Regions from separate parts of the Mus musculus genome. Here region 2 is linked to region 1. A link is a loop called in an ENCODE intact Hi-C map of the cell type or tissue named here. Cell type or tissue: left cerebral cortex. All regions are shown on one strand. Links, peaks and the distances in the headings refer to the core of each region. The heading gives the core; the rest is flanking DNA. Region 1 overlaps Adgrg1 (adhesion G protein-coupled receptor G1). Region 2 holds the start of Dok4 (docking protein 4).

Region 1 (10,374 bases), core at 1,658-9,657:
CAGATGCTCACCCACTGTGCTCAGCAGAGCTGGGGTCGGGCAGAGTCTATGCCTTTGTTGACTTAGCATATTTTCAACAAAGCCTCTGATATTTGGGGAATGCAAGAGCCCATCTCAGTGGCTTCCAGTTGGGGGCCTATAGGAAACAGTTTGCTGGCCCAGGCCTGTGGGTTGGGAGCAGGAATCTGCACGTTCGTCACACACCAACACTGTGCAGCCTTATATACAGTACTTAGCCTCAGCATCCTTTGAAATAGGGTGATTGATCAGAGCTATCTTGGCAGGTTATTTGGGATTAAATGAGGAAGCCGGTTCCAAGTACATGACACAGGACATGGGCTTGGCCTGTGGCGGGACTGCAGGGGGATCTCGGGGAGACCCCTACCATCAGCACTGCAAAGTAGGTCAGGTGGTTGCACAGGCAGGATGTCTGTGTGTCTCTGCTCACTGTCTCGCAGCCTGCACTGCTCCAGCTCCCTGTGCTGCTTGCTGAGGGGAAAGCACAGGACCCTGGTCAACCCCAGTCCTCAAGACCCCACCCACCATGCACTCCACACAAGACTGGGTCATTGGTGCAAACTTTTGCACCACCAGCAGATCCCTGGCCTCCGTCGCACCTTTCCCCTACGCCCATCTTCTCCAGAAATTCATCCCTGGGGCTTCTCCTCTCTCCTACCCCAACAGAACTCCATGCCTCCTCCAGATACTTGTTCCCCTAGAGACCCCCGCCCTACTCACATGCCGGGTCTTCAACCCAGAACACGCACTGCAGAGTCACATTTTTCTGTGGGGACAAGAAGCATGGGCCACCATAACTCAGCCTCTGTTCCTTTCCACAGCCAGCTCCCTGCGTTTTCTCTCTATAGACCACTCTGTGTTCTCTTTGCTCATCTTTCATGTTCCCTCTATCACCCACCCTCCGCATTCCCTCCTACGGCCTAACCTTCCTATTCACCTCACTACCCACCTTGCAGTCCCCACCCCCGCCCCCAATCTGGGAGCTGGCTGCTGGGCAACCCTTCCATAAAAGACAAGTGGGTTGGGAGACACAGGAAGCAGACATGTGACCCAGCAGGAAGGGACCCTTGCCCTGGGGTTGGCTTGCTCACACTTACTGGCTGAGGCTGGTGCTGGAAGGTGAGTACCACCGGATCTGAGAGGTTGGTGACTTTGGTGTTCTGCACGACAATACCCAAGACCTTCTCACCCAGGACTTGGCTAGAATTCTTGTCCTAGATAGATGAGGTTGGGGGTAGGGGGGACAGGTTGGAGATTTAAGGCTGAGAAGAAGAAAAGCTAAGAAGGCCTCTGCCCACCCTTTCTAGACTACTGTCGCTCCTAACATTTTGCTCTGAGGGTCTTGCTGGTCATTCACACTGGATGAGAACAGCACTATTCACACCTCTCCTAGGAGCTCTGTGCATTGGAGGGCCCTTCCTGCCTGTATTTGGCTCCTGGAGTAGGTTAGCTACCACCTTTCCACCCCTCTGTCAGATATGTGTGTGTGTGTGTGTGTGTGTGTGTGTGTGTGTATGTATGTATGTATATACCCATATGTATATATGCATGTATACATATATATATACATACACATACATATATACACATATATGTATATATATACCCATATACATATATTTGCATATGTGTGTGTGTGTGTGTGTGTGTGTGTGTGTGTGTATTATCAGTTACCCTAGGAGCAGGTAAGAGGAGACTCCGTACCTGGAACAAAGCTTGGCTGCTGAAGTCTACTACCAGGAGCCTCTTGGCGTCATCCCGGCGACGGCCTCTGGTCTGCTGGAATACGGCCCGGGGAAGCAACAGCGAGTATGCCTGGACCTCACTCTGCTCCTCCTGCATATCGAGGATCCTCAGTTCCCGGCCCAGCAAACACCCCAGATTCCCCCCTCACGCCAAACAACCCCCTTCTAAACACTGGGCTCTGGGCCACCCCACAAGAGACCAGGGAGTCGGGTGGCAGGAGCAAAGGCTAAGAGGTCTTCAGTGGGGTCTTGCAACCTGGATCTTCAGACACCAGCTCTCCCTGTGGGCTGTGGATTGTCCCCAGACCCAGGGGAAAACAAGGGTTACCGCTATGCTGTAGGGAGTGCTCCTGCCTGCCCTTCTAGCCCACCCCACCCTAGGGCACTGACCTCCTTCTGGGAGTGGATATGCAGATCCTCTAGACCGGCTGTGGGTGGCAGCTTCCACACTGTAGCATTGACCCGGTCCTCCTCAAAGGATAATGTGTCTCCCAGGAAGCTCACAGAGGTCAGCTTTGACTCCAGGCTCTGTAACTGCCTGGTGTGGGGGAGAACATGGCAGGTGACAGAGGGAAGGGGGTAGTGGTGATGGTCTAGATACACAGGATAGACAGGAACAGAGAGGAGAGGGTGCTGAGGACAAAGGACACAGGCAGCTGAGTATGCAGATTCAAGGGAGTGGCAGCGAGGGACAGTACTTTGGAATTCAGCTCATGCCTATGTCCCACTTATGCTATGTCCAAACCTCTCTCGGGAACTCAACGTGCCAGACTCCAGGATGGAGTCTCTTGTAGGGAAGAGGCCGGGCATTGCATTAGTATCTGTCTTTACTGACAACCCAGCAGGAGCCAATGAGGAAGGTCCAGCCTCAGAGAAGATTTCCCAGTTCCTCCTAGCCCAGGTTAGACCTTCCATCATCCCCTAGTTAGGTAATCCACACTTACTGGCTGATGAACGCTGCGGTGGGCCGCTTGGCAGCCTTTTGAGGGTGCTGCAGGTACCTGCTAAGCTGCTGCAATTCCTTCTTGAGATCACACATGTCCACAGATGCATTGTGGGAGACCTTGTGTGGGGCATCTGGGAAGGCAACAGACTGCTTGAGGTTCCCACGGCCAGCATACAGCCTTATGCAACCCTCATATGGCACTCCACAGAAGAGGGACCCAAGGGCCCAAGAGGCAGAGGGGCCACAGATCACAGATACTTGAAGCCAGCTAAGTGGGGCTGTGTCTCCTAGGGCCTGCTACACATGAGCACAGAAGGCTCTGAGGGACCAGGCCTAAGCAGATCTCCTCGGGAATTATGTGATTATGTGGGTTATTGTGCCAGCTTTGGGGATCTCCCAGTCTCTAGCTTCGCCATCTCTACCTGAGCCCCTGGAAACATGGGTGTCTCTAGGAGGAGACCCAAGTGAGAAAGCATCCATTTCCTGACCCACAAGGTCATGGTCCCCAGGCCTCCCTGACAGCCTCCCTGCTTCCCCAACCCTTAATTCTCCCTGTCCCTGCTAATCAGCTGCTAGCTTCACATCCTAAAGCCCCAATCTGTTAGTTGCATAGCTCCCTGTACCCCAGTTTCCTCTTTGCTGATACTAGGGTACACGGAATGCCCACAGTTTATGTTGCTTCTACCTGTGTTTTGTTTTTTAATGATTTAATATTAATTAATGTGTGTGTGTGTGTGTGTGTATAAACACGTATTGTGTACACACTGGGTTCCTACAGAAACCAGAGGAGGTTGTGGGGGCTCCTGGAACTGGAGTTACAGATGTTTGGGGACAACCCATTGTAGCTGCTGGGAACTGAACTTGGATCTTTTACAAGAACAGCAAATGCTCTTAACCATTAAGCCATTCCTCCAGCCCCTGTACTTTGAATAGAAGCTGGGCCTTCTGGCTGGAGAGTGGCTCTGCCAGAGCTCACATTTCCTAGTGTTACATTCCCAGGTATGTATCAAGTTATGTTCCCCCCTAGCCTCCTCCCGCTGCGTCCTGACCTTTGTGTGTATATAAGCATGACCTCCAGGTGTGCACTGCACCTCAGGACCTGTAAGTAATAATCTCTTTCTCTCCATCCCTTGTTCTCTGTGATAATTAATATTGCTCATCCGCCTGACAGGAGCCATGTCTGTGAGGGATCTATGTTAGGCTAACCGAGGTAGGAAGATCCACCCTAAAAGTGGGCAGCACCATCCCCTAGGCTTGCTGAACAGAAGTATTTATCATTGTCTGCTTCCTGACTACAAATGCTAATGACCAGTTGCTTCAAGCACCTGCCATCAGGACTTCCCCCACCATGATGGAGTGTGCCGTAGAACTGCGAGCCAAAGGAAACCTTTCTCCCTTAAGTTGTTTTTGGCAGAGTGTTTTATCATAGAGAGGAAAAGTAGCTAAGATGCTCTCCTAATGGCTGAAGTGATGCTATGGTCATCACAAAGATCTCAGATCATAACAGGGACAGGCAAAACAGTCCAATCCTCCCCTCCCCAGCCACCTATCCTCCTAGAGGATACCCAGGTCAGGTGACAATAGCTGCCATCAGCACCCAGGTCCTCCTCCATGGGCTTTCCATGTCTTCCGTGACTCCCACCCCACACTCATATGTCCCCCCAGCCTTACTGTGGAAGGAGAAGATGAAGCTCGGAGCCCCAGGCAGGCTGGTGTTCTGGGGAATCTGCCAGGAGCTGACAGAGGTGGCGATCAGCGGGGCTCCCTGCTTCAGGCTCTGCTCCTGTTTCTGGAAGCAGAGGAGTCTGGAGGCTTGGCTACTAAGCAGGTAGTCATGCTTGCCATAGCGCAAGTGGAGTCTCCCAGTGTGGCGACTCCAGTAGAGGCAGAAGTGATAGAGCCCTCTAGGCTCTGGGAAGAAGCGGGGAATATCTGGGGCTGCCAGGAAGGGGGCACGAATTGTGAGGGTCTCCTCTGTGTTCCACACAAAGATGTGAGGCTCTGAAGATTGATCATAGTGGAGGGTGCTCTGTTGGGTCTGGTTCCGCTGGCCACAGAAGCGGAAGTCTTCTCGGGGGCTGCCACTGTGTGCACCTGAGGAGGCAGAGGCTATAAACAGGACCAGCCAGGGGCTAGGACCTGGGACTCACACACATTCTAAGGCTCTAGATTTCAAGGGTCTGCAACAATGTATCTATTGGTCTACAACAATGTATCTATCAGTCTACAACAATGTATAACAATGTATCTATCTTGCTAGACCTTACTGGTTTCCAACAAATAAATAAATAGATAGATAAATAGATAGATAAATAAATAAATAAATAGATAAAAGTGAAGATAAAAAATTTGTTTCAGACCAGGCAGTGGTGCACCTTTAATCCCACCACTTGGGAGGCAGAGGCAGGTAGATTTCTGAGTTCGAGGCCAGCCTGGTCTATAGAGTGAGTTCTAGGACAGCCGGGGCTACACAGAGAAAGCCTGTCTTGCAGGGGAGCGGGGGGGGGGGGGGGGGGGGGGGGCGATTTTGTTTCAAAGTCAAAAGCCAAAGTTTAATGCAAATTATTTAATTAATGAGACCATGATTGTATTAGACTGTGGCACACACACGTGTGCACTGTCCAAGGACACTCCCTGCAAAGGAAGAGAGGACTGCACCCATCCCAAGTTTCGCTCTGTGGAGCCGCATCTAAGAAGGAAGAGATGCCTGTTTTCCCCCAAGGTGCCCTCAGGGCTGCTTTGCAGACCCATCCTTTACACAGAGAGCCCTCACACAGACATGGAGGCATTAGACAAAGTCACCACAAACCCTGGGCCCCAAGAAAGCCTACCTTGCACCAGAGAAAACAGACTCAGTAGGAAGTAGACCATCTGCCGCAGCACCTGGACAGCCATTATACTCCTACCTGGAAGAGAGTGAGAACATTATGACCGGGGTGGGGACGGGGACAGGGGAATGGGGGAGGGGCCAGCGCCACAGCGGGAGGCCTGTATATGGATGGGAGTGAGCTAAAGGTCACAAAGTAATGGTCAGGCTTCTCTCCAGAGCATCAAGAGGCTATAAATAGACATGGCCACACGCTCTGCCTTTTGCTGCTCTGCCACAAGGTGTAAGTGGCTCACAGAGGAGCCCAGGGGCCACGAGGGGCCTTGTCTAGATCCACCTGAACACTATCCTGCATCTGCCAGGCCTGGAGGAGATGCAGGGAAATGAACGGGCTATCTGAGTTTTTCCTGGGAACCAAGTGTCACAGTCCCTAAGGCCTAGGTAGTTACAGGAACCTTGCTCCTGGGACCAGTCACAATGACATTTGATAACCCCACCCCTTGCCCCACTGCCTGAATCTTTTATCCACACGCCATCAACTGGCACAGTCCCTCCTCATTCAGGAAACAGAGCCTAGTACAGAGGCGGAAGCAGGAAAGCAGCAGGGTGAACGTGATAAAAAGTGCTGGAGGGAAGGATGTTTCCTGTCATGACCACTAGGGGGAGCCAGCCACCAGGACCTGAGAAGCTGGTGGCAGAGAGGTGTGGTTTAGTCTATGTGCTCCCGCCCTGAGGGTCAGCTCCATCTCTCCATACTGACTCCATGGGTCACTATTAGCTGGGTGCTTCTTTACACTACACCCACATGAACTATACCACCGCTGGCGATGTCCTCCGTTGTTGGCCCTCCCAGCTGGCCCAGTGGCCAAGTGGGTGCTGACATACCCCCGACTACCATCCCTCAGACTGTAGGGAATTGTGTCAGACCACAGTGACAGACACTCATCTTCCACCATTAGGCAAAGGGAAGGCTGGAAACCTAGGGAGCAAAGGCAATCTGAATTTGGGGGGAAAACTAGGAGGGCTTCCTAGAAGAGGCAGAGGTTAAACTGAGCACTGGGTGGCTCAAGCAGGATCTTGCTGTCTCCTTTCTGGACCAGTCTCATTCTGGTCACCCTGGGCCCTTCAAGTGAGAGCCAGTCCCATACACCCAAGCATGAGGAGCATTGAAACACGCAGAAGGGAAGGTCAATTTCAGAGGCCACGGTCCTTATCCGGTGCCAGAGCACTGCACGGAGAACAGGAAAGTTGTAGGGGAGAGCGTGCTCCCTCCATGGAGGCATGGGTTTCCCTGCATCAAACTGCCAGCAGAAGGCCAGCATCTCTTCCCTTCTGCTCTCTGCTGTCCCTGACACTGTCCATTCAACCTTTAACCCAAATCTCTCTTCTTCCAGACAGATTCCTCTCTTTAACTTGAAGCTTACAAATCACTTGAGACTTCCATCCGATCTCCATTTTGTGACGTTTTAGATCTGAAGCCCAGAGATAGCCAACAACTTCATGTGGTCACACAGCTAACTAGGAAGGGCTCTTGCCTTCTCAGTGGGCCACCACTGTCAGCACAGGGTCCAGGACAGGACAGAGCCATTTGTCTTGCACTGACTCTCCCCAAATGGCCTTGAGAACAAAAGAGGCAGGGAAGGGAGCAAGCTCCGCCTCATGGGCGGGGCACAGTGAGGCTGGATCACCATGGCAACCCATGGAAGGGATCAAGCACAAACAAGGGACTTCCCCTCCACTTCGAACCTTTGTGGAGTCACTTTAAGGAGGATAAACACCCCTGTCTGCATTCTTGGGGTTTGAGGAGGAGGAAGAAGAGGAAGTGAAGAAAGAAGAAGAGGGAAGAGGAGGAAGAGAAAGAGGAGAAGGAAGACAAAGAGGAGAAAGAGAAAGAGGAAGAGGAGGAGAAGGAGGAAGAAGAGGAAAAGGAGAGGAAGAAGGAGGGGAGGAGGGGGAGGAGGAGGAGGGAGGTAAGGAGGAGGAGGATGGTTGCTTGGATTTCTTGGTGGAGTGGACTCCAGAGCCAGATCACCTGGTTTCAAATCCCTGCCCCTCTATTTTCCTAGCTGTGTGCTCTTAAGTTAACTACACCATATTTGGGCTTCATTTCCTTCTCTTGTAAAGAGGATTACAAATCAAACCTACCTCAGCTGTCACTGTGAGAATTAAGTCTACCACTCATCAAAAAGGGCCTTGAACTGGGGGTGGGGGTGGGGAGCGCACATGGGGTTCCACTGAAGTTAGACTGTCTCTGTGTACCTTCCGACCAGTGCACTTCCGTCCCTGACTCAGACCCTTCCCCCCAACTCTCTATCCCATGCTCCCCTCCTTAGGCCTCTGTCTACTGCAGGTGGCCAGCTTGGCCTTCGGAGCACTTGAGGGGAAATTCCTAGAACATGAACCTCCCTTCCGGACAGAGTATCGGGAAGGCTGTGACCCCACCCAGAGAACTTCCCTCCTAGCTGGCCCTGAATGTCACAGGCTGCCAGAAGCTGGACAAGGAGAACAACTGGGGAGGGGGGTCTCTTCAGATAGCTAAGGGACCACCACATGGGTCAGGAAGAGTCCTATTTATCCATTCAGCACATTCCTGCCTGAGCCCCCTCCCAGGCCTACATATATATATATACATACACACACACACACATACACACACACACACACACACACACACACACACACACACACACACACACACCTGCCACCCAGCCTCACACTCCAAAGGGTAAGAGCAACATCATAGGATGGCACCCTAGTGCCTCCTGCAGGCATCCCAAGATCTGGTTACCCTAGTCCCTGCAGCCAGCAGCAGAGGCCCACCTCCTAGGGACCACCTTTGGCCTGTGTAGATGAAGAACGGCAAAGCAGACCGGCTTCAGCCACCAAATGCCACCTGCCACAGCACTGCCAGAGCCAATGGTTACTGAGAAGGTATGTTAGCAGCCCCACCCCAATAGTCACAACCACATCTGCAGAGTACTGTTCCGGGTTTACCATTTTACAGATGCAGAAACTGAGGCCAGAAAAAGGCCATCTCTCACAAGAGCACACAAGGCTGCTCCCAAGCCCTCTCCTCAAAAGTTCCTGAGGTACACACCCCCCTGGCTTAGGGTCCCCCAAAGAGAGAAAAGCAGGAGCTACAGAGGTCACGGGCACAAAGCAGGCAAGTCCAGCCTAGACAGAAGTTGCTGGACTGACAACCCCTTTCAGAGTGGCTGTTATTCTTGACCTCAGCTTCCCGTAAACATGCTAAGAACAGAACACGCTGAGCCAGCCTGATACAATGGATAAAATCACAGGGTCCCCAGGGATTCCACAAGATAGAGGGGGGCTAAGGCTGTGTGAGCCCCCACCATTCCTAGCATGATTGGTTGCTAGGGAAAGGGCCAGCATGGTGGGCAGCAGCAATATTAGAGCTCACTTTCTCTCCCGAGGCCTGAGTCACTTCCCCTGCCATCCTATGTGGACCTGCGTCACCTAGACGCCACCAGCTCCTGGAAAACCCATTTCCTCCTAGATGGAGGTGGAAGTTGAACGGGACTAAGAGAGCTCTAAATTAACCCTTCCTGGGCTGTCACCTCACATGTTGAGCGGGACCCCTTTCCACCCACTACGGTTACAAATTAGCTATCCTAAGGGCATCTGTCATAGCTTTAGGTCTTTGCTGGGATGTGTTCTTGAGTTCTGAATGACAGATTTCCACTGTGACCTTCTGCTCAAAGCCCAAGGCACCAGGAGTATCCAACTTCCTCCCAGCCATATACGGCCCTGTGAGCCTCCCTGATAAGGGCTGGCTTCATCAGAGTTGCCCCAAACTGCTAGTGTATGGGGACCAACCCCAGGAAAGATACTTTGAAGGACATGGCTTGGATCCTTGCACCACAGCTCAGGTGTGGCCCAGAGTCTGGCTTTGGCAGTATCCAGTGATTGACAGGCCACCCATGGGGGCCAGGGGGTACCCAGGAGCCAGGCAAGGGTCTGCTGGATTTACTCAGCTGTGAAAGAACAAAATGTGGACAAGAGACAAAGGCAGCCTGCCTCTCCTGATCCCTGTCCCTTCCCCACGACATGATATATGGCCTCCCAGTATTTGGCAGGGAGCTGGTCATCTGAGGGGCCTCCGGCAAGAGATGGAGATAAAGCCAGATCAAGGAAGGCAGGAGCTAACTAGTTTCCAGGTCTGAGTCTCCTGTGACCGACCCAGGGCCTATCTGGGGAAACTGAAGTGGCCTCAGCTTACCATCAGCTACTTTGTACAGTTGTAGAATGTGTTCCTTGGGAGCTATGGAAACTCGGGGAGAGGATGGGAGATGATAGGAGCCTTCACGGTATGAACGTGCAGAGCTGCAAGTGTGTGTGTGTCCTGGAGCCCATGAGTGTGCACTTGCAGTGAGCACTGGGTAAAGAGGAACGGGAGGATGGCTGGCGTGGACTCCAATCTCTGCGGAGGAGGTGGCTCAAACACACATCCAAGGCTAGAGTAGGAGTGGGGCACAGGGCTAAGGGGATCCTTCCAGGCTTGGCTCATCAGTACAACTCCTCACTTATCAGCACCACATAGCCACATCTTCAAAGGAGCTGTTTACCAGACCCAGGAGACCTGCATTACCCTTCCCCACTCAGCCAGGGCTCACTGGGCTATGTCCCCAGCTTCTGGGTAAATGCTGGGCTCTGCCTTCTGCATCTGCCCCCCACTCCACAGTTGGGAGACTGACACCCAAGCAAGCTGACCCCTTCGGAACCTACCCCTCACTGAGAGGGAGCACTGGGGTCACAGGGCAGCACCGTGACTTCAGGCTTCAGGAATCTGTCTAGACTGCATGATAATAAAAATCAAG
Region 2 (10,374 bases), core at 1,519-9,518, 130 kb after region 1:
GAGAAAATGCCTTACAGTTGGATCTCATGGGAGCATTTCCTGAACTGAGGCACCTTCCTCTCTGATGACTCCAGCTCATGTCAGGTTGACAAACAAACCTAGCCAGTACAGTGGCAAATGACTGTGGATCAGGTGTTCAAGGCCAACCTCAACTTTATAATGAGTTTGAGGGTAGCCTGGACTACATCAAACTCTTGCCTCAAAAAAAAAACAAACAAAAAACCAAACCACCAGCTTTCCCCCAACCCTGGCCAACCCCCACAACAAGGATCATCATTTGATTTACATTTTTGTTTCTTTGAGACAGAGTCTATGTAGCCTAAGGTGTCATAGTAATCCATCTCTGTCGGCCTACTCCATGCTGAAATCCTAGGCACGTGCTGCCATGCTTCCCTTAGGATCAGAGATCTAAATGTAAAATCGAAAATTATGAAATTTGTGAAATAAAAAGAAAATGCATTTTCTAGACTGGCTTCAAAAGGAAAAATGAATATGCCCCTTATAAAAATTTAAATGGCTTTGTTTTATAAGAGTATCAGTTGAACTGGGAGGTGGCTCAGTGGTACCGCATTCCCTGAGTTTGGTTCCTTGCACAGAAATGATGGAAAGGAAGGAGGGAGGGAGGGATGGAGAAAGGAAGGAAAGGGAAGAGTAGGGAAGGATGAGGCTGAGAGACCTCGGTGGTTAAGAGCTCTCAATGCTCCTCCAGAGGACCTGAATTTGGTTCCCACGCTCAATGAGTGACTCACCACCACCTATAACTCCAACTCCAAGGGATCCAACACCTTCTTCTGGCCTCCGTAGGCATCTACCCACATGTGCCATTCACGTACAATCACACACACACACACACACACACACACACACACACACACACACCACCCAAATCCTTTAAAAAACCAAAACCAAAACCAAAACAAAACAGGGGGCTGTAGAGATGGCTCAGCAGTTAAGGGCACTGACTGCTCTTCCAGAGGCCATGAGTTCAATCCCCAACAACCACCTGATGGCTCACAACCATCTGTAATGGGATCTGATGCCCTCTTTGGGTACGTGTGAAGATAGGTCACTCATATACATAAACACACACACATACACAGAAAAAGTAGGGAAGAGAATACATTACATATATGGTAAGAGGTAAAGAACAGAGAAAATATTTGCAGACCACATATTCAAAAGAGGTCCAGTACTTCCAATATGTTAAGAACTCTCAAAAGTCAACAACAAACCACAATGAGATATAACTTTTCATTGTCACAAAGCCCCCCAAACTGAAAAGGTAGTGATGAAATCAAATGCTGGAGAGCATGGGATAAATTACTCCTTTGTTGCAGCTAGGAAGGTTAAAGGATATAACTATTGCATTGGCAATTAAAAAGTAGTCTAAAAGAGTGAGTTCCAGGACAGCCAGGATTCACAATGAAACCCTGTCTCAAAAAGCCAAACAAACAAACAAATAAATAAATAAATAGTGACAACCTGTAATTACACAGCTCAGAACTATGTCTGTAGCATTTACCCAAGAAGGATGGCATGAGTTTACACAGAAACCTATTCACAACATCCATAGCAGAAAACCTGGAGACAACCCAGATGTCCTTGAATGGTGCATGAATAAACAGATGGTGGTACACCCATACAGCAGAATGCTGGAATACAATACAATACAACCACCAAAGCAGCTATGGATTCATGCTGTGGCTTGACTAAACTGAGCAAGATGCTCTCTCTGGACACATAACTGATAAATCCAGCTATTCCAGAGGCTGAGGCAGGATTACACATTTAAGGCTGGCCTGGACTACGCAGTAAGTTCAAGGCCAGTCTGGGTATTGAGAGCCTGTCTTGAAATAGAAAGTAAAAACTAAGGCTGGGATGTAGCTCAGTGGTAGAGCCCTTGCCTACCATCTGAGAGGCCCTGGGTTCAGTCACCACTAACAAAAGTTACCAAGTGAAAAACCACCAGGGATTACACTTTTTATGATTCCAGCTGTGAAACCTTCGACCAGCTGTAGAAATGGGGAACCCCAAGATGTCCCCCAGGGTTACTGAGGAGAGAAAGGAAGGGGGCAGAGGGACACTTTTGCGGATATAGAAACTCCCTATGGTGACTTCAAGTTGCTAACGTTCAGGGTAGGAAAACATCAGGGACTCAGATTGACTCTGTGTCAGACCATCCACCCGCATGTGGATCTACAAACAGATTTATAAGTGTAAAGCCAAAAATTAGATACAAATTTGGGTATGGTGGCACTTGGGAGGCAGAAGAAGGCAGGTCAAGGCCAACCTGGTCTATACATCCAGTTCCAGGACTGCTAGAGAAATCCTGTGTCAAAAAAAAAGGAGGAGAAAGAGGAAGAGGAGGAGAAGAAGAAAGAAAGAAAGAAAGAAAGAAAGAAAGAAAGGAAGGAAGGAAGGAAGGAAGGAAGAAAGAAAGAAAGAAAGAAAGAAAGAAAGAAAGAAAGAAAGAAAGAAAGAAAGAAAAGGGAATTAGCACAGTGGGTAGAAGTAGATATTGAGTAAAAATTTTGAAAGAGAATGAAGTTTAGGAATCCCACTTAGAGATGATACTTCTAAATTTCATTATATTATTACAATTAATTTGCAGTTCAGGGGATTGAACCTAGAGAAGGTTCCTTCCTTCCTTCCTTCCTTCCTTCCTTCCTTCCTTCCTTCCCTCCCCCCTCCTCTCTCTCTCTCTTTCTTTTCTTCTTTCTTTCTTTCTTTCTTTCTTTCTTTCTTTCTTTCTTTCTTTCTTTCTTTCTTTCTTTTTGTTTCTTTCTTTCTCCCCCCCTCTCTTTTTCTTTCTTTCTTAAGTAGGATCTCACTAAGGCTGGCCTTGAACTCATCAGCTTCCTGCCTCAGCATGGGATTATAGACAAGTACTACTAGGCCAGGCTAAGAGGCCTCTTTTTGTTGAAACTCTCTTTTTTTCTCTGTGGCCATACAGCTTCTCTAGCAGTGTCCCAGGATGAAAGCAGTTCACTCTGAGGGCTTGAGAGCTGAGGACTTTATGAGCTGCTGTTTGAAGTAAAGCAGAGGGTCAAGTTTGGAAGCTGCATGGGAAGGTCAGGAGGTCATGGGAAGGTCAGGAGGTTCAGTTTAGCATCCAGGAAGAAGAAAGCCATTTCCTGTCCTATAGCCCCGTGGCTTCCACTTAACACACACTTTAGTGACAATCCTGGGACATTTTAAGCGGACAGAAAATGGCTCCTTTACTTTGCTGGACAAGGCTGAGTCTCTAGTGTTCCGGCAGAGGGGGTGGGGAGGTAGGGTTGGGAGGATACGGGGCAGGGGATATACATGCGTGGGTACTGGGTTCTTGATTCCTTCATGCATTAGGCTAATCTCTCACAGAGTGCAGCTGAGTGTGCGATTGGGGAAGTGGGGCAGGTACTGAGCAGGACTGGATGGTAGCAAAGTGTATGTCTAGCAGGGTACTGACTCTTGATGTTGGGAGGTGAGGTTCAAGGACTGGGAGTTGATATAGGGTTCAGCCTCCAGCAGATGCAAGACCACGTGGGTTTGAGTTTTAGAGCTCAGGGAGGAGCTGGTGCGACTGAGGTGGGTACTAGAAGTGAGCAGAGGGCTAGACTGCCAGGCGGAAATTTCTGTCCTAGTAATAAGACTTTGGCAGGACTCCGGGACGAGGCGTGGCTCCGAGAAGGGGCGTGGCACGATGCCAGGGATGGGCGGGGGCGTGGCGGTGGGGCGTGGCGCGGCGCCAGGGCGGCGCGGGGCGTGGCCTCAAGGGGCGTGGCGTCGCGGATCAGCAGAACCAGCTACCTCCCGAGTCTCCTCTGGATCCGGAGCTGGCGGCTGCGCTTCACTTCTAGCTTACAACCAGAGCCGCGCGCCGCCACCCTACCTTCCCCTCCCGGCCGCGCCGAGACGCGGGCATGAGCCCGCCCCGCGTCCCGCGGAGCCAGCGCCCCGGCCCGGGCCTCGGCGCCTAGGTAAATAGGGGAATACGAAGCGCGGGGGGGGGGGGGGATCCCTAGGCCTCACCGAGACGTGAGACTCCCGCAACTCTCATCCTGGGGCGCCTGTGGTCACCTCCGGAGCCCGCGGGCTCTCCCAGCTATGGGAGCGTCCTACTTTAAGGAAGGAGGACTCAGACGCGCCTCTCGAAGCCAGCGAGACCCTGAAACTCCCTGAGCCGTCCTCAACCAGCTCCCATCTCTAGGAAGCGCAGGTGTGAGTCTTACCTCACCTGTATTCCCCATGTAACCCATCAGAGAAACCCAGATCCCCGGTTCCCTGAGCCTCTTCCCGGAAGCAGCCTTCCTCGCCTTCCTGCTCCCCAAATTCCAAGAGACACTTTCCTTTTACTGCCTATCCGACCTGCAAGTGGCATTCCTATTCATTGCAGTCCTCCGGGCTAGCAGCCTCCTGCCTTAAAACCTTTCTCCTCTGGCTCTGGGAGTCTGTACACATTCTTTTGGAGACAGCTATCTGTCACAGCATAAGGACCGGAGTGGAGCCTTGGGCAGTCGGGAGTTCTGTGCAATCTGCCTGCGTGGAGCGGTGGGAGCAAAACAATTGCCAGACACTTGGATGGAGGGCTTTGATAAGACAGGGCAGCCAGGGGCCAGGTGTCAGCTCCAGCACATTCCAACAGCCTCCAGGGGCTGCGCTTCCTGCACATTCTTTGAGGGCCCTTTTCGGAGAAATGCAGGCTGCTGTGTAGGTATCCCAGGTAGGTCCCAGGAGCTGTGTCCCTCTCGCTCTGCTGCTAGTCTCTGTGCCTGGGTGCTGGGTATTCCTGGGCAGGGCACCAGGCTGGATGTGACCTCATCCAACAACCCCAGCCAAGGTGGGGCCCCTAGCCAGGCTCAGACAGTGTCAGCAGCAGCACAAGTCCCCTGAGGCAGCTTTGAACAAACTGTGGATCACGGACCCGGCTGGTTCTCCTGGACTTTGCTGGTCTTGCCAGTTGGCACCGAGATGTGGAGAAGTGGGAGCCCGCTGCCGCTTACACTCTCTGGAAGCAGAGCTGATAATGGTGTTGAAAGGATGGGGACAATGCTAGATATAATTAGTGTCCCTCCCTAGATTGGCATCCACTCTGTCCTTTATCAGTGTCCTGGTCACTGGGATGGAGCTATAGCTAGATAGAAGGGGCTTGGGAACTGTCATTGTAGGTGTCCCTACATGGCCAAGTGACAGATGAAGGAACCGGGAACATCAAATCTCATAGTGACATGTGACAGACTGAAACACTGGATGTTGAGAGACAGCTAATTAGCAAGGCCAGGGTGTCAGGAGGGCCTGAAGGAGGAGGCAGATTTTCAGCGGAGCTCCAAATGAGGCAGTGGAATATACTTGAGACCATGGGAGGGAGTTTAGTTAGAGGCAGGAAAAAGCAAGCGCAGTGAACTTTACTGAGAAGGCTTTATGTACTGAGAGGTGGCAGGGTACCAGGGGAGAACAGACAGCAGTGGTATGAGGCATTGGACCACATTGCTGGGGACCATGAGTGTTCAGATGTCCTGACCCCCCCATGTTCGCTCTGCCTGGTTCAGTACTTGTGGCTGGCTCTCCTTGGACCAAACCTTCTGGGGCTTAGGGATCTATGGAAGCGCCCCCTGCTGGTCGCAGACAGCAACCACACAGGGATGGGGCAGTTGGTAGTTAAGGTGGAGACAACCCACCTGCAATCAAATCTCTGCTGTGAAGTGAAAACAGACCGAGGACGGTGAGATAGTGTCCAGGTAGGGCTGATTTGCAGCCCTGATAAGATCAGATCTGTCAAGGGTGGGGCAGCCTGGCCAGGCAGGACTCAGGCTCTGTGGTGTTTGTTCTCGAGCCAAGGCCTCCAGGCAGGGTTCTGGGAGGGAGCATTTAGTGCAGCCTATGGGGCAGGTGGGTAGGGAGGGCTCTAGAACGCCTCCTGTATCCTCCCTACAGGATGCTGCCCTGGCTGGGAAGGGCAGCAGTGTGTGTTGTCCAGTTTTGCTGTTTGTGGTAGCTTGGACTAAGGCAGCTACTATCCCTCCAGGAATAGCCATCCACATTGATACTACTAGGATAGAGGAGAGGTGGGTGGGAGGCTTAACCCTAAAACCATGAGAATGGCTACTGGAAACCCATCTCGCCCATTTAGTATACAGTACTCAAAGACTTCATGTCCAAAGCTGAGGGTGCCACACATTTGGAGGGATCTGTCCCTCTGTGAGAGACTAGTAGTGGCCATGGATAGGTAGGGTTTTTTTTTTTTTTTTCCTGCCCTTACTTATTGGCTGTTGAGCCTTCGAGGGGGGGCTTGGGGCAGATTGGGGATTACTTTCTGTTTAAAATCTTGTACTAAGTCTTGGTAGGGGGTGCAGGTAAGGCATGGGTCCCTGTTGCCTGTTAAATCCATGGATCTTTCTCTCTCTCTCTTTTTTAAAAAGATTTATTTATTTATTTTATGTAAGTGAGTACACTGTAACTGACAGATGGTTGTGAGCCTTCTTGTGGCTGTTGGGAATTGAATTTAGGACCTCTGCTCACTCCTGTTGGCCCCGCTCCGCTCACTCTGGTCAATTCCACTTGCTCAGTCTCTGCTTGCTCCGGCCCAAAGATTTATTTATTTATTATATGTAAGTACACTGTAGCTGACTTCAGACACACCAGAAGAGGGCTTCAGATCTCATTACAGGTGATTGTGAGCCACCATGTGGTTGCTGGGATTTGAACTCAGGACCTTCGGAAGAACAGTCAGTGCTCTTACCCACTGAGCCATCTTACCAGCCCTGGATCCCTCTCTTGATGCTCTCTCTTTCCAACCCTCTTTGCACTCCATTTTGGGACTGGGTCAGTATTTGCGTCTACAACCTAACTGGGAACTTGAATGAGACCAGAGAAGGCAGGTCTTGGGCTGTCCCATAGACGTTACTTTTCAGTGATTCTAGTGTTGGGTGTTCTTGGGAACACCACGGGTTGTACAGAGGAGATGGCTGATGGAGCCAGTAAGAAGTAGCCTCATCGGGTTTATGGAGACTGGTTTGTAATGGGGGCCTGGGCTGGGCAGGAGGCTCTGGAGAATGGAGCTACCTCCTGGCTTCACTCCTCATTTAAAGGAGAAAGACTGGCCTTGAATTTCTACCCCTACTGCCAGTGTTGGGATTGCATGTATATATCATCAGGATTCTACCTGGATCCTTTGGAGAAAAAAAACAAAAAATATCCCCATCCCCCAACCTCCCCTACTCCCCCCCAAAATTAATGTCCCCCCCAAAACTGAGGGACTGCACAGCCTGTGAGAGCTGTATTCCTTGTTGTCTGGGCTACCTAAGAAGATCCCAGGGCCTGGCGACTTCTTGGGGACAGGTTGGAAAACTGGACCAGCCGCCAGTGGCCAGCTTGCTGGTCATCTTAGGAGGGAGCTTGTCCTGGGGTCAAGACAACACCAGAGGGAGGTGGTGGAGACAGAGCTGGGAAAAACTGACCCCTCTTTGGCTGCCAGAGCCCAGGTGTGACAGGACTGGTGACAATTAGACCTGGGAGAGGCAGAGCACTTGCTGTGGGAACATCCTGGACATGGGAGCTGGGATAGAGGATGTGAAGGGCTGAGGGGACTGTCACTACATAGAAGAGAGAGGTAACCCCTCTGCCCCACCTCTTGTTTGCCTGTGCCCAATGGAGTCCCATCTGTTCCTTGTTAGGGACTCAATAGACAGGCCCTCTAGGAGATTAATTAATACCAAGCTGCTGGCAGACTGAGATGCGTGCCTGCCCTAGGGCCCCATTCTGGCAGCACAGATGTCCAGCTGACCCCAGAAATGCTACTGCATTGCCACCCAAGGATCCTGGAGATGTGGGGAGTCTTGTGGGGAGCACAACCCTGACTATTGCGGCTTCATGGCAGAGAAAGCTTAGGTGGTGGCAGGAAGCCAAAGGGGGCTACAAGATTGTGTTCCACACGGGGAACTTCTCATTCATCTTTGGTTGTGTCCTGGGCTTGCTTTGTGACCTAAGCCTAGTGGCTTACTCTCTCTGGGGTATTTTCTTTACCAGTGTATAGAATGAAGGTGTCAGATTGAGCCATGGCTGAGATTGCCTGGGTCTGTGTTAACTGAGCCCAGTTCTCTCCTGCTATTCCCAAGTTTCCTGAATTGCTTAGGCTACATCCCATTCCCTGGGTCATCCTTTATATAATTAATGCCTGCCCGTGCTCAGAACATACCTCTTCTTGGCTCGGCCAGATCAAGTGTCCTGTTGGGACCCTGTCCCTACCCTCAGACTGGCCTGCTCCTTCCAGCTCCAAGGCCAGGGTAAATGTCTACTTCCTCAGAGGCCACAGCCCACAGTCCCACACACTCCTCAGACTTATCCAGGGCCTCACCCCTTGGACTCTGCCCTCCTGCCCAGGAAACGCCAGTCCCCAGAAGAGCTGCCCAAGAGTCCAGGGGCCAGGATCAGGGTCTGAATAGCTTGAGCTGGTGACTCACAGCCTCATCAGGCTGGAGAGAACCAGGTATAGTGTGGTGGGATGGAAGTGTAGGCTTTTGTAGGTACAGAACCCTGGGCCATCTCTTGACACACACACACACACACACACACACACACACACACACACACACACCCGCCTCACCATTTCCTGGAAGTCCTCAGGAGGGGGTGTGTGCTCTGGCAAGTTGCTCTAAGTCTGCCCTGAAGTTGTAAGAGGCTGGCCAGTTGCCACCAAGCTGAGGGGCCAGGCTCCTCCAAAACCCCACCGCCTCCTTCCTTCCCTTCTTTTGCCTTCACCTCCACAGCAAGCAGAACGGGAGGCAGCCATCCCAGGAAGGGGTTAACTGCCAGCCCCAGCCTTGAGGGAGGGGACTGGGCTGGACCATTTTTCTGCTCTGCCTCCACCTCGCTTTTTCCTGAATGGTTCTGCCGTCCTGGGGTGGGGAGGAAGAGAAGGAGGAAGGGCGGGCAGGCAGAGGGAGGGAGGAGTGTGGGAAGAGGAAGGAAAAAAAGAAGGAGACAGCTAGGGGGAGAGAAAGATGTCACTGGCTCTAATCTCCCTGTCATTTGGGTTTCTGGCAGGAGCTGGGCGAAGGATCTGCTAGAACAATGCTGAGGCGGGGGAGGTGAGGAGTGTCTTAAACAGGTGATCGGGGGACACCAAGCCACCTGGGCACCCCTCCCGGACTCAGCCCGGCCGGCACCCCAAAGACAGCGGGGCAACCATGGCGACCAATTTCAACGACATCGTCAAGCAAGGCTATGTGAAGATGAAGAGCAGGAAGCTCGGGGTGAGCCACCCTGGCAGGGGCCCTGGTCAATAAACAGTCCTGAGGACGGACAGGTCTGGAGGCATGGTGTGTGGGGACATGCTGCCCGCCCGCCAGCACTGGGTACTGTGTGACTGTGGTTTGAGGCTTCTCAACACTGGCTGGCTGGCATGTGGCTAGCCAGCCTCCGTCTACTGCATCTCTCGCCCCAGCTGGGCTGGCTGGCATCCCGGCCACTGGACCAGTAGTGGTAGCTGACAGGCTGGCAGAGGCATCCCCGCTATTGTTGAAGTTGTGGCCACAGCGGCAGAGGCACTGGCAGCAGCAGAGGTGGCAGCCACCACCGGGTAGCGGGAGTGACTGGAGAGTGAGGCTGTCAAGAGAGGAGAGCAGCTTTGGCTCCCGGGCCTCCTCCCCTTGATCCCCACTCCCTTTCCCTCCCTCCCTTGCCTTGCTCCCCACCTCTTCTGTCCTCTTTTCTTTAAAGTGACCCTCCCCACCTCCACCAGCCTGCCTGCCCGCCCTGCCACACACCCGTGTCTCAATGTGTTTAGAGCCTGCCCTCATCATATTTTAGGCGGTTGGTTGCTTTGGGTGCTAAAGAATTGTTTGGGAAGGAGAGTGGCTCATTGCAAGGTAGGGGTAGGGACATCAGGGGCTGAGGCCAGAGAGGCTGAGGGGTGCTGTCACTTCCCCCATGTGTGGGTGGCACCACGGCCCTTGCTCTGGGACAGGCTGCTTTCCTTGGAGTTGTTGTTGGTGGCCCTGAGTTGGGGCTTGGAAGGGCACATACCCCTTCTCTCTACCCCATCCTGGTTTCCAGAGGAGGAAACATCCCCAGGGGCATGAGTAGGGCTCCAGGCTCCCTTTGAAGCCTCTGATCCCCTGCTGTCCCCTACCTCCACTGAGGGGCTCTTCTCAGCAGGAAAGCAAGCCTTGGTGACAGGTGACTCAAGTCTCTGATCCCTCCCTGCTACCTTGATGGGTTGGGTTTAAAGCTGGGCTAGCCTAAGGGTGACAGATGCCCACGGGCCACTTGTCTTACTCAGGGCCACCTTAGAGTGGGGGTGATTCTTGTTCCTCCTGGGGTTCTGGGGCTCTTCTTGAGCCATCTTGTGTCCAGGCAAGGGCCAGCAGTCCACTGCTCTCAGCTGGGCCATCAGTG

What was found. Peaks named below come from ENCODE experiments on the same cell type or tissue, not always from the same donor. Only the 100,000 strongest peaks of a DNase experiment are listed, where the experiment ranks them.
Region 2: it touches region 1 in a loop (5-fold over the local background); 6 of 42 quality-filtered maps call a loop at or near these places.

What each region holds. Positions count from the first base shown.
Region 1 is chr8:94,997,680-95,008,053 of GRCm38, reverse strand. Adgrg1 (adhesion G protein-coupled receptor G1) reads right to left here. Exons shown (of 14, transcript NM_001198894.1): 2 at 5,541-5,615; 3 at 4,381-4,803; 4 at 2,708-2,840; 5 at 2,154-2,301; 6 at 1,723-1,854; 7 at 1,116-1,232; 8 at 739-784; 9 at 386-489. The coding sequence starts at 5,604. Among named protein-coding and RNA genes, the nearest start is that of Adgrg3, 15 kb to the left of the region's middle. In left cerebral cortex, for the core only: a CTCF peak has its summit at 6,196 (motif pointing right); DNase peaks (open chromatin) are centred at 6,190 and 7,208; H3K27ac peaks cover 3,056 bases.
Region 2 is chr8:94,869,716-94,880,089 of GRCm38, reverse strand. Dok4 (docking protein 4) reads left to right here and starts at 3,778. Exons shown (of 9, transcript NM_053246.3): 1 at 3,778-3,959; 2 at 9,022-9,230. The coding sequence starts at 9,165. In left cerebral cortex, for the core only: a CTCF peak has its summit at 5,600 (motif pointing left); DNase peaks (open chromatin) are centred at 3,744, 5,578, 8,850 and 9,365; H3K4me3 peaks cover 2,449 bases; H3K27ac peaks cover 578 bases.